2 separate regions of the Mus musculus genome follow, and region 1 is linked to region 2. The links are chromatin loops, found by intact Hi-C in ENCODE. Cell type or tissue: left cerebral cortex. All regions are shown on one strand. Links, peaks and the distances in the headings refer to the core of each region. The heading gives the core; the rest is flanking DNA. Region 1 has its middle 50 kb from the start of Atic. Region 2 overlaps Abca12 (ATP-binding cassette, sub-family A (ABC1), member 12).

Region 1 (6,819 bases), core at 1,776-4,275, 220 kb after region 2:
ACCTGTCAATCACATCATCTGTACCCATTTACAACCCTAAACAGTTGGCCTTGCTTTTCTGGGCTGATAAATAAAAATGGGCAGTTTGTATCATATAATTAATTATCCCCCAGGGAATCCAAGACGACACACAGCAGAGATCCCCCCCCCCCCCGCCCAGCTCATCAGAGTGTACTGTTCACAACAACCAAGTTATGGGATCCACTTGGCTGTTGTGGACGGATGTGCAAATAAAGGGCCTACATATACAGTGGAGTATTGCTCAGCCAAAGAACGCGATCTGGGCATTCACAGGAAAACGGATTGAGCCAGAGATCACCATATTCAGCAAAACAAGCCAGGCTCAGGAAGTCAGTGGCACAGATTTTCCCTCATATGTGAAGTCTAGATTTCTCTTTAAGACTTGAATGTAAAACTGAGACTGTTTGAGAACAGCAAGAGACCCAGTGAGAGGGAGAGAGCAGGAAAGATAAGCCAATGGGAATAGATATGAGCATATTATATACATGCGCAAAAAAAAATGTCAGAAACCTATTGTTTTGTGCAGTCAACATACAGGATTTTAAGCACACAGTTTACTTTGGCCCTCTGTCTTGGAAGATCAGATCAAATAAATTTACGCAAATGTCTTCTGCCTTTCTCTTGGTATGGGGTGTCTACTGTGACTCTTTATGATAGGCAAGAAGGAGTTCACAGGCTCTATAATGTCAAAAAGATAAATTTATTAAAAATTAGGAAAGGAATTAGTGAACGGGTAAGCATATCAGCTTTATAATAAGACCATTGGAAGCACCGCCCCTCGGAGGTCTGTAGTCTCCCTGGACTCTCAACATGCCCAGGGCTAGCCAAGGTAGTCAGTAGTCTATACTGTGTCACGCTGCAATTCATGGGTTTTCCAACCCATAGTTAGGAAAACTATGTTAACTTTGTATATCCAGGGGTCATTGTTGGACTTCAGGGCAGATAATCCTTTGTGAATTGTGAAGTGCTTTAGAAATATGAGTGGTTTCAATGTGGTGATGTGAATACTGTATTTCCATTGGCTTTTCGTGACTCTTAATTGGCAATTAACACATAAAAAGCCCTTGAGTAGTTCAAAGAAAATTGATTCTTCCTCCCTTAGCTGCCCACCTACAGACACGGGCAAGCAGGAGGAGGATGGAAAAGGTCCCATGAAATAGCTGCTTTCTGCAGGAGGCCCAACAGCTCAGCTCTCAGGATACAAAATGCCCACAGCGATCTCCTAACACTGATGTGGGATGCTCTCCAGTGATGATGGCAGACCACAATTACTTAAAATAATGACAGATGGATTTCAGACTTAAATGAAGATGTTGTCTTCGTCTATGTAAACTCAAGAATCAAACATCTTATTAATAAAGGTATCAACTAACTGATCAACAACAGATGTCTTAAAACTTCCATAACAAGAAAAGTAGCCAGCATCCAGCTGCAGGGTGACTCCATATAAATCTCTATCCGACTTGTTTTGCCCGTGCTTCCTGAGACTAGTAGCATTAAAGCTTGAACATGAAGGTTTTGAAACATTAGAAACTCGACACAAGCATCCATAAACAGAAATAAATATGTGAAGCTCATGCAAGCGCCCCCCCCCACCGTGTAAAAAACACATGCGTCAAAAAGAAAGGAAGGAAGGAAGGAAGGAAAGAAGGAAGGAAGGAAGGAGAGAGAGAGAGAGAGGAAAGAAAGAAAGAAAGAAAGAGAGAGAGAGAGAGAGAGAGAGAGAGAGAGAGAGAGAGAGAGAGAGAGAGAGAAAGAAAGAAAGAAAGAAAGAAAGAAAGAAAGAAAGAAAGAAAGAAAGAAAGAAAGAAAGAAAGAAAGAAAGAAAAGAAAGAAAAAGAGCTGCCTTGTGTTTTTAGTTGTGGTAGTGCCCTCTAGCGTTCAGAATGGTATCTGCAGTCTTATTAAATAGCGCAGAGCCCGATCCATGGATCATTAAACCTTCCTCCCCCCAAATGAGAAATCAGACTAGCAAGAGTATTATATCCGTGTTTTACAATGCTGCATCCAGAAAGACCATTTAGAACAAACTAAAGGGAATAAATCATGCACTGTGGTTAGAAAAGCTGGTTTAATGAAATTTCAACGTGAGGAAGAAAGACAACCACTCTGATTATAAAGCAGATCAAATACTTTTCTCTGTTAACCTTATCTTGGTGTGGGAGTATCAACTGTGACCTTTTATATGAGCAAGAGGAGTACAGCCCCTTTGTAAGCCTACAACATTAAAAAGAAATGTATTCAAAGCAAATAAAGAAGGTAGCAGGCAAGTCAGATCAAAAATGGAATTGGCGACTGGATCTTTTTCCCTGAATAAAAATGTGCACACACTGCTAACTTTAGGGGCTCATATCACACCTGAAGGCTGTGTAGCCCAAGCTAAATGTTTGTCTAGCAGTGTCCCAGCTTGTACCTGTCTGAAATTCTGATTTAAAGATAAAGATGGAGAATGATAGGGCGGTACACAAACTAACACTGGAGTTTCTACCTCGGAATAGTAAAATATGCAAATCATGGAATGAGGAACACTAAATTCACGATAGTCATTTCCTCCAAGGGGAGGGGAGGCTAAGAGATGGGGTAAAGATCAAAGACTGCCTCTCTAACACATCTATGCCATCAGTTCCTCCACAGCAGGTCAAGTGTATAAGGCTAGATAATGTATATGTACAAAGATAATTGATTCCCATTTTGTATCTTCCATTCTTGTTTATATATTTGACATTCTTTTTTAACCTTTTAAAAAATTAATAAAACACTAAATTATTCCACTTAAGTAATATCAGATAGGGTTTCATTAGCGTTGTAAAAAGTGTTACTATTATCAAACATACAAGTATAGTTTCTGAATAGAATATTTAATTCTGTATTGTACAAATTCACCAAGCAATAATTTAAATAAGTTAAAATATTAATCTTGAACAGACTATTGTTCTCTTCACAGAGTTCTTAAGAAGAAAGCTTTTATCTTTATGGTTATAATTTGATTTCACGATAGAAAAAGGGGAAATTCTTCTGAAACTAATGTTATATTAGAACAAAATTTATTATCGATCCATAGTCATTGTACTATAAAATATAATGAAAGTTTAGATAAGGTATTATTCTCTTTGGGGATCTCATATATAACAAAGTCAGCGTGAAGCCAGCTATGTCATTGCCTGAGAGCCTGAACCGAATTGCTGCTTAATTGATTCCCGCTTGTGGCTGCAGCAGCAGAGCCTCCCAGAGCATTCAGGGCTGCCTCTCAGCCCAGCCCATCACAATGCAAAGCAGCAGGGATGAAGTGGAACCCTAGGGAAATGGCGCAGCGCAGGCGCAGGCGCAATGGAAGGGAGGCTGAGCTGAAGGACCAGCTTCCAGGTCACCTGGGGGAGGTGGAGGGCAGGCCCAGACGCTCAGGGATGACCTCAGCACTGCCCGACTGTGCATTTTTTGGCTCCTGGAGTTTCTACCTCAAAGGTCAGGGCCTGCCTGGGCTCAGCTTTTCCTAAAAAAATGTTAATTTGTGAGGACCTGGTTAGCTCAGCTTTGGACCAACGAAGGACAGAACTCTCATAGTGGGAAAAAAAAAACGGGCAAGATCCTGTCATTCTCAGCCTGAAGTCTCCGGAGGAACTGGGTTCCTCAGGATTTTTTTATTTTATTATTTTTTTGACTTGTTCCATTAAAATGACTTCTTCCTAACCAGAAACTGTGCCTCCCAACACCAAGCGAGCTTTCATCTGTCTCTTGTTCCTGGTTTCCCATCCCCAGGCCACCCTGACCTCCAAAGGAAAGCCTAGTCGGGTCCCCACCTCCTCACCAGGTCTTAGTCACTTAGGCCTTTATTTATTTACTTACTTAGGGAGCTGGTATGCGAGATGGTATCAAACTCAAGGTCACCCATCTTGGCAGCAAGTGCCCTTTCCGTGCCGAGCCATGTCCTCCATCTCGGGTAGATAAGTAGATAGTTGCCTTTTTGCCACCAGAGTAAGAATATCTACGGGAAGATTATTTTCTTTGTTAGGCCATTGACAAAAAAGACACCCAAGAGGATGTCTAACCCTGTGTGTTCCAGCACACGTGTGCAGGTCTAGAAACTCCAGCTCAAATCACAGTATTCATGAGGTATGGGGTTGACCTCATGACCACTGCGTGTGGACCATGGGAAAGTTCATAAGTAAGGTTTGCCCACACCAGTGACTGACTAAGAACTTGGTGGTCATGAGTCCTGGCCTGATATCAACTCAATAATGACTGATATACACACTTAGAACAGCATAGTAATAAACACACACACACACACACACACACATATATGATGATTCAGACACACCCATTGTATAGTTCAATATTTTATGCCTTCCTAACTTCTAAGCTACCTCCCAAATCTTTCTTTTTTTTTTTTTTTTTTTTTTTTTACTTGATTGACAATGGCTCATATGTTTGGTTTCAGACTTTGGGACAAGGGATTGAGGTCCATGTCTTATACACCAAAGCAGACCTAGACGCCAGGTTCTCCCAGCATGCCTTAGTCCCTACCTGGCATACCCTGTCCCCAACCCTGAACTTTCCAGCCCAGGGGCTAGGTTGCCCCTCCCCAAGAGGTTTTTCCCTATATAGGGAAGATTATATTATATAATCTAGACATTTTGGTCTCTCACTCTGTCTTTCTTTCCTTCTCTCTTGTTCCCTTTCCCTTCTCCTCACTCTAAGGTGACTTCCCTGGCCTCCTTCCCTGGGGCCAGTGAGTTTGCCTGGGGGTTGGGGGGGCAGCTTCCCAATAAACCTGCATTTAATATATTTTAATTTGGCTTGAATTGGCTCACTTCACTGGCAGAGTAATAGCATCATGTCATGTATCCCCCAACTGGCCTCAGACTCCGATCACAGCCAAGGATGACCTTGAACTCCTGATCTTCCTCCCTCCGTGCTCAGAGTGGTACTATTTCAGGAGTACGTCGTTTCTGCTTTATTCTTGGGGCTTTGTGCATGCTAAGGTGCAAACCAAGCCATACCTCCAGCCCCAGAGTATGTTCTACTCATAGTGAATGATTTGTCCCCAAACCAACCCTGATTTAAAACTGTCACAGGCCACCATTGAGAAAAGCCAGGGCTAGAACCCAGAAGTGGTAACTGAAGCAGAAACCAAGGAGAAACATTGGTTCTCTCACATGTTCACCTTGCATTCTTAAACAACCTAGGCCCACCTGCCTAGGGCTGGTACCACCCACAGTAGGCTAGACTCTCCCATACCAATCTTTAATCAAGAAAATGCCGCCATAGACTTGCCAACAGGCCAATCTGGTATAGGTAATTGCTCAACTTAACAAAAGTTACCAACACAGGAAGCCAATGATCTTGGATTAATTGATCTATTTATTTCTGTGGGGGGCAGGGATTGATCTCAGGGCCTAGGACATGGTCTTGCCCTAAGCTGCTACCCAAGCCATGTCTTACCTCTCCTGAGATTCTCTTCTCATGGAGCAGAGCTAGAGATTTTAACAGTTCATGGGGTCTGTCTTCAAAAGTAAAGGGATACACTGTTGTTGAAAAATGATTTCCAGTTTGGAATGAGTGAAGTCACCCTGCAGACAATAATTCTCCTCTTTATCCCATTGGAACATACCAAGTGGCTGTCAAATTACTGATGGGGTTATGACTAACAACTAGTAGATAATTAGTAGCCAAGTAAGGCTACAGGGACAGTGTGACATCAAGCTTCTCTTAGTTCCTTTTCTACTGTTTGGTAAGACACAAGGACCAAGACAACTTATAGAAGAAAGAGTTCATTTAGGACGTATGGTTTCAAAGGGTCACATTCGATGACCATCATGGCAGGGAGCATGGTAGCAAGCAGGCGGGCAGGCAAGCATGGCACTGGAGCAGTAGCTGAGAGCTCACAATTTGAGATAGAACCACAAGGCAGAGAGAGAGCTAACTGGTCAGCAGTTGTAGAGCTTTTAGTTCCCAATAAAGGAATACTCCTGCCAGGAGACACAGCAAGTGTTCCCGTTGAACTGGGTGTTCAGGCTTCCCCCCCCCCCCCCCCGGTCACTTTGGGCTTCTGATTTGCTTAAGCCAACGGGCTGAGAAAGGAAGGGTGACTGCTCCAGATTACCAAGGGGAAGTCTGAGTGCTTCTCCACAAAGAGACAAGGAAAATTGTACAGGAAGGAGATGGATCCTTTAGAGCATCCCTTGCTACCACCACCTCCTGCGATTAAAGTCAATAGGAAACTACAACCGCTACCATAAGGCCCTAACCCAAATCGATGACTTCTACAGTTCTCCTTATGGAAATTCAATGCTTTGTAGCACTGAGCCTAACAGAGCATAACATTTTATTTTGGGTGGGGAAAAAATTGTTTTTTTATAGGTTTCTGTTCTTTCAGTGCAAGTAAATTCGCATTAGAATCCCGGCTTACACAGAACCTGTCTGGTACCTAGTAGTCTCTAAAACAAAAAATTAGTTTCCTTGGAAACAATTTTAGATGAGTTTCCTGTTGTGGCTTTAACAAATTCCCTTAAGCTTTGTGGCTTACTACAAAACAGCCTTGTTATCTTGCAATTCTGGTGGTCCGGAGTTCTAAACTCAAGATTCCACAAGACAGCATTTGTACCGGAGGCTCCTCCCTGAGAGGAGGAGTTCCTCTCAACAGGACATTGCTCAACTCCTATGGCAAACTGGATACCAGGGAATAAAAAGGAAATTCCACTAAGATCCTTAATGGTCAAATCGTCAGCTCTGTGAACTCTCACAAAATGAGCTTGACATAAGCAGCGCCAGGATAGATAAATAGAATGGCATCTGTAC
Region 2 (6,819 bases), core at 1,473-3,972:
CCTGGGCATATATCCAGAAGATGTCCCAACCGGTAAGAAGGACACATGCTCCACTATGTTCATAGCAGCCTTATTTATAATAGACAGAAGCTGGAAAGAACCCAGATGCCCCTCAACAGAGGAATGGATACAGAAAATGTGGTACATCTACACAATGAAGTACTACTCAGCTATTAAAAAGAATGAATTTTTGAAATTCCTAGGCAAATGGATGGACCTGGAGGGCATCATCCTGAGTGAACTAACAATTACTAACAGCAATATGAACTAACCAGTAACCCCAGAGCTCCCTGGGACTGAACCACCCATCAAAGAAAACACATAGAGGGACTCGTGGCTCTAGCTACATATGTAGCAAAGGATGGCCTAGTCGGTCATCAATGGGAGGAGAGGCCCTTGGTCCTGTGAAGGTTCTATGGCCCAGTATAGGGGAATGCCAGGAAGCAGGAGTGGGTGGGTTGGGGAGCAGGGGGAGGGAAGAGAGGTTAGGGGATTTTCGGAGGTGAAACTAGGAAAGGGGATAACATTTGAAATGTAAATAAAGAAAATACCTAATTAAAAAAAAAGAAAAGAAAAACCACAAGAGAGTATATAGTCCACTTGTTTGACAGATAGTTAGAACATTGTACTTTTGTATCAGATTATGTCATAGAAAAGAGCAACGAATAGAAAGATATCTTTTTCATAAAGAGATTGTTTGCACATGTGTGCAGAGGGTGAAGAAATTCCTATGATAAGCATAATCTCAAGAATATTTATAATATAACAAGTGGTAATCAGCACACAATTAATAAACTAAAAAGTCAGATGAGCAATGACTGGAAAGTGTTCATTTGGCCAGGAGTGTCCAAATGGCTCTCAGGAAACATATGGTAAGTTAAGAAAAACAAACAAAAGGACTTGTGGCAGAAATCAGTTGTGAATAATCAAGTGTATGAGTAGCTTATATTCCCAGACCAGAGTAAATAGAGAATGGGAAACAATGTAGTCAGATGTGGGATGGAGGGCATGTTTTGTGTGGTCTGGTAGGCCTTGCTAATGACATTATGGGATGTCATACTAAGTGTGGCAAAAGCCACTCAAGTGGTGGCAGGAATGACATGGTCTGATTTGCCATTGACAAAGCTCACTCTGACAACTCGCTGATAAGAATCCATGACTGGGGAGAGCAGTAGCAGGAAGTCCATTTAAGAGGCTATGAGATGTCGTGCCCAGGCAGAAGTGAAAACAAAAGATCTGGGTCAACATACAAGGCACCAGGGCAGAGTTGAACAGTGCGTGTATGACTGTCTGGAGAGGATAATAATGCTAAATGTGTATGTTATCAGAGAGGTAGGAAGCAAAGCAAAATGCTTCCCATCATTATTGCTACCAGAACTTGCCCAACATGGTATATGTCCTTGGAAGAGCTTAGCCAGTTGTGTTCTTATTTCTGGACTAACTCACCTTTTAACCTCCTCATGGAGCTGTGTTTTGGTCCAGTGAGGAACTTTGATGGAGCCATACAGGAGAAGGTGTTCCTTGGTGGTTAGGTAACTGAACAAGACGTCATGTTGCATGCAGACCCCCATGTTTTTCCGAACAGTATTCAGGTCTGTCTTGATATCTTTTCCGTATACAAAAATGGTACCCGCTGTGGCACCAAACAGCCCAGTCAGCATGGAGCTGGAAATGAGGATGTGAGAAATTAGATATGGACCAATCACTCAAGCTAGACAGCAAGACTAAGCGTAACTCATATGCTGACCAAAGGAGAGGGGGTTTGCAATGCCTCTCCTCAAACGAAGTCAAGCTGTGAAAGAAAAACACATTAAGAAGAAATGAAAGAAATGGGACTGACTTTTAAGCTTTCAGTTGTTTTCGCTGTTGTGTGAATACTACATGGTGGTGGTGGTGGTGGTGGTGGTAATGGTGTTAAAGCTGAGGGGCCTTTCCAGTTGAAGGGACACTCTCTCCTTGAGAGTTACTGTGTTTCCTTGGAATCCTATTTATATACTGGCAAATCTCCAATTTATGTCTCCGGACTAGATGCTATCACTTACACCCAGATGTGTGCTGTGAATCCAACAGACAATGCTTCACCTTCATAAGACGCCTTACGAGGTCCTCAAACTAAGTATGGTCTGCCCATGGTACTAAACGCTTTTGCCTCTATCATTTGCTGATAAATTAATATACTGTTTGCACAAAACTATATTTCCTTCTCTCTCTCTCTCTCTCTCTCTCTCTCTCTCTCTCTTTCTTTCTTTCTTTCTTCCTTCCTTCCCCCTTCCCTTCCCTTCCCTTACCTTCCCTTCCCTTCTTTCTTTCTTTCTTTCTTTCTTTCTTTCTTTCTTTCTCCCCTCCTACCTTCCTTTCTTCCTTCCTCCCTCCCTCCCTCTTCCTTTGTTTCTTTCTTTCTTTCGAAAGTCTTCAAAATATTTTTTTTTCTTTTCGAAATGGAGTTCAAAAATTAAAATGCAACTTTAATGCACCAAATACATTTAAAAACAATATTGAGCCAGGCATAATGGCGTGTGCCTCTAGTCTAGCTATTTTGGAGACAAAACCGTATTTCAGAAGTCATGTTTGCATCTTTGTCTCTTGGTCGTACCATCAACATGTGCTACCACCAGGGGGCAGCAGCCATCACATCACCGCACACCTGCTTCCTGATCCTCCTACCTCTTTTGGTCTCCACAGAGCCATTCTCTGTATAATGGCCAAAATATTTTGACCTAGAAAACTCTCAACACCTTTCAAGTGATTAATCAATTGGAAGTTATTTAGAAACCATCTCCTCCCCATTAGAACATAATCCACAGAAGGTCTAGAGAAGGACCAGATTTCTCACCAGTCTCTCATAGTCCTAAATAATGAATCAAGATAGTGTGTAATTTCCTCATACCATCCATTAAAATACAAATAACACGTTTCTTCTTGATATTTAAAGGTTTATATATATAGGCCAATAAAATAGGGCATTCTCAGCTGAAGTTGTAACCTCATCAAACACCTTCGCTCTCTCTTTTCTCCCCTGGCCTCTTATTTCCTATTGAAAAATGTACTTTATAAGTGTTCCGTTCTAGAGCGCCAACCCTGGCTTTTAATGGGTTGTACAAATAAGTGGCTGCATGTTTACTCTTATCACGACCTTCATTTGTCTCTAGGTATTTAGAAAAATATATTGGTGCCAGCATTTGAGCAGTCACTGAGCCTACTCAAGATGATTAAAAACAGAATGCGGACAAAGTGAGACATGTCCTTAAGGGCTTGAGTCTAACAGCATCTTAACACTGATGGCAAATATGCACTGGCAGAACCCTGGAGGCTCCACATCAAAGCAAACATTCAAACTGTGAAATAACCTAAGAATCCTGGCATCCCAATCCTCCCTTTATCTTGACACAGGACAGTCAGTTGAGAGACAGAACAGCTCATGTGCTGCTTTGGACCTTGACTATATGATGCTGGGGGTTCTTTGTTTCTCCATGAATCAAGGCGAATGCTTCCTGTGGCAGGACAGAGGGTGCTCTGTGTTCAGGCTAGGGTGAGCAAACTCAGACTCATCCCTGGCCTGGGTAGAAATACAAATAAAGATGGACATACTAACCAATGTAGCAGTACAGATCCAAGACCAGGGATGAGCCAGAGAGCACGTGTGGTTTGAACAGAATGGTACTAGCGAACCCTACCAACAGCTCCTGTCTCGACATGCACCTCTGTGCTGCAGAGTGCGCTGTGCTCGACAGTGATTCTCAACCTGTGGGTCTCGACCCCTTTGGGGGATGCATACCAGATATCCTGCATATGTAATATTTATATTACGATTCATAACAGTACCAAGATTACAGTTATGAAGTAGCAATGAAATAATTTTATGGTGTGGGGGGAGTCACTACAACATAAAGAAATGTATAAAAAGGTCATAGCATTAGGAATATGGAGAGCCACTGATCTAAGACATGCCAAGTATACTTACTATTATCTCAAAACTATACTGAATTAAACATTTTAAGGCACATAGGCGAAGCCAGAACTAAATGCAGCAAATAAACCTCTCCCGTGCTGGCCTAAGATGGACTTAGAGCTCAGTGTGGAATCGCTGGGATAGATTTCATTTCATTCCTGGGCAAGCTGAACCATATGAACCATAGGTCATAATAGCTCTGCTTTCTTCTTTGTTTAAGTCCTTATTCTTTAAAAAGCTATTGTTCATTAATAATATCCTTCTTTGACATTTAGTTGAAAAATAACATACATTGTTGTGGTTTTGCCAGCTCCGTTTGGCCCCAACAGTGATGTAATGTGCCCTTCGTAGAAGTTCAGATTGAGGTTCTCAACAGCTGTTTTTGAGCCATAGATCTTTGTGACCCCATGAAGGGCAACTCCAACTTGGAGATCTTTAGGTTCAGGTTCAATGTTGGAGGGAAATGCACAGTCAGGACCTAGAGTGACCAAGAGAAGAGTTGTAAGCTCTTAAGGAATTAATAGAGCTGTGTTAGACTTTCCTTAAAAAACTGGAGATTATATAAATGTGATCTTTAAGTTTAAAGAGTTCAGAAGCAACTGATTTATTACATTCTCTAGCTTCCTTCTGACCTGCTTACACAATGAGCAGGACTACAAAACCACATTCTCTAGGGTTTATTGTATCAGCCTTCTCTGTTGGAACGAGCAGTTCCCGAATGCAGTATCATAATTTTAAAGTCTCTTTTTTCCCCTCCCCAGCAGATCTTAAATATTCAAAAGATAACCCAGAAGGTTTGTTCTCTGATTGGGAAGGATATTATCAATTTATGAAATAAATGTTTCCAAGTTGTGGTTTTACAGTAGCACAGTTTTCTCGGGTCTATGGCTTACAGAATGCAGATAATTTTCCTTTCAGGCATCACCACAACACCACTTGCACAGGGGGTCTTTATAGAGACAATAGCATCACCCCAGGTCACCAGCAAGGCACTCTTTTTCTCACACCAGCTGTGAGTTATGCTACATTACCCATTTTTGTTTCTTGGTTACTCCCATGACTGGCAGCAGATGGCCAGAGTAAGGGATGCGGACTGTGGGCAAGGAACAACATTTTTCTCTGCGTGAGTCTAACTGGACCACAAAGGGATGTACAGTTTTGGCTTAATTGGCAGCATATGCTAACCAACTGAGCTAATGAGCCCAGAAGAAGGCACAATTCAGTCCCTGTAAGGATGTAAACACATATGTGTAGACATACTCACCCATGACTAAAGGGACGATAATAATTTCATTTAGAAAAATGTACCTAAACCCACTAGTTATGTAATTTTAGTATAATTTCTGTTATAATAGTACATGCTATTGACCTACTTGTCTTACTGGCAGAAGGGTTGGTGTTCTGCATCATGATATTAGTAAACATTAAGCCATTGCTTTTCTCATGCTTCACCTCTGCGCATCCAAAGCGCTCTTTCCAATAGGAAGGAAGGATGGGAAAATACCATGGAGCTGCCATTCCATATGTCCCTGTAATGAGAATACATGAAAAAGAGTGATTACTAACTAAACAATGAAACCCTGAATGGTTCAGAAAATGACTTCATTTTGTGTAATACTAAATAACTTCAAAGGGTAAGTTCAGTTTACAAACTAATGCCAAAAAGATCATCTCTTTGATAAAGCCATGTCAGTGCACTACAGTTATAAATTGGCCCATTTTAAAGAGTGCAGTTGAATAATTTTTGTTCATTTACAAAAGCAAGCATCACCACCATGGTCTAGTGTTAAACTACTTCTGTATCTCCACAGCTTTCTCACAGGGTTCCTTTCCATATTCGTTGGGTCCTACCCCAAGGCCCACACCAGCACTGATATGCTTTGTCTCAAGACAGTCACTTTTTAAATAAACATTTTGTGCAAATGAAAGCATAGAACTTATTCACCCGTGCACTGAAAATGCACACATATCAATAACACTTAGTGGGAAAACACCTAAACGTGTTAGAAAGGATAACTGCTTGAGATCCAAAGACAGAGGCCAGTCTATGTCGTAGGATGCATTTCATTATCCATAACATTAAGAGACACAGGTTTTGCTTCTATTTGCAAAGACTGATTGGACCTGATACTATCCCACAATTTTGAATTTACTTGTTTTTAAAAGGACAGTGAGACAAGAGACACAGCGACAAATTTAACCTGAACAATTTGGTTAATTCAGGTTATTTATATTATTATACCATTCCACAGATTAGTCTGGCCAGCCAACTACTAGTGCATGTGTATTAGCTGACTTACAGCAATGACAACCACAAGAAGCATGTGTGCAGGTTCCTACCTGGGAAAACATTCCTGACGTACCAAGCAATAAAGAAATAAATGAAGGAGTCTGCTAGGATTAGACAGCACAGCCAGCCAAATGAGGTGGTGTCATCCTGAACAGGGGATTTGTACATATTTTCCCACTGAAGACCTAGAAATTGAACACAGGTGTTTACTCTTCCTTGGCACACATCACACTTAGAGATAAAACCCTATTTTAAAGAAATTGAACGTACCAACGCCTTGTTCTTCATACCGTGCAATATATTGGCTTGCATAGCTGAATGCTGTCGGGGACAGCAGGCTCTGAGAAGAAAATGAACAGTGGTGATTGTTCCAGCACATCTCACCTGGAAGGCCTCAAAATGCTCAACCCGTTAGACATATAGGAAAGACAGAGCTCACTCTCTAAGTCTATTTTAAAATACTTAAGTCCCTTGCTAAAAATACTACAATGAGAGAGAGACAGAGAGACAGAGAGAGAGGAGGGCAGAGACAGAGACAGAAAGAGAGAGAGAGAAAGAGGAAATACTTGGAGCATGCCTT

The links. Peaks named below come from ENCODE experiments on the same cell type or tissue, not always from the same donor. Only the 100,000 strongest peaks of a DNase experiment are listed, where the experiment ranks them.
Region 1: it touches region 2 in a loop (8-fold over the local background); 22 of 42 quality-filtered maps call a loop at or near these places.

Annotation. Positions count from the first base shown.
Region 1 is chr1:71,504,144-71,510,962 of GRCm38, forward strand. No RefSeq gene overlaps it. Among named protein-coding and RNA genes, the nearest start is that of Atic, 50 kb to the right of the region's middle. In left cerebral cortex, for the core only: a CTCF peak has its summit at 1,927 (motif pointing left); DNase peaks (open chromatin) are centred at 1,927 and 3,311.
Region 2 is chr1:71,287,092-71,293,910 of GRCm38, forward strand. It overlaps Abca12 (ATP-binding cassette, sub-family A (ABC1), member 12), which reads right to left. Exons shown (of 53, transcript NM_175210.3): 25 at 6,510-6,579; 26 at 6,290-6,424; 27 at 5,323-5,478; 28 at 4,241-4,427; 29 at 1,447-1,665. Among named protein-coding and RNA genes, the nearest start is that of Gm39659, 37 kb to the right of the region's middle. In left cerebral cortex, for the core only: a CTCF peak has its summit at 2,616 (motif pointing right); a DNase peak (open chromatin) is centred at 2,612.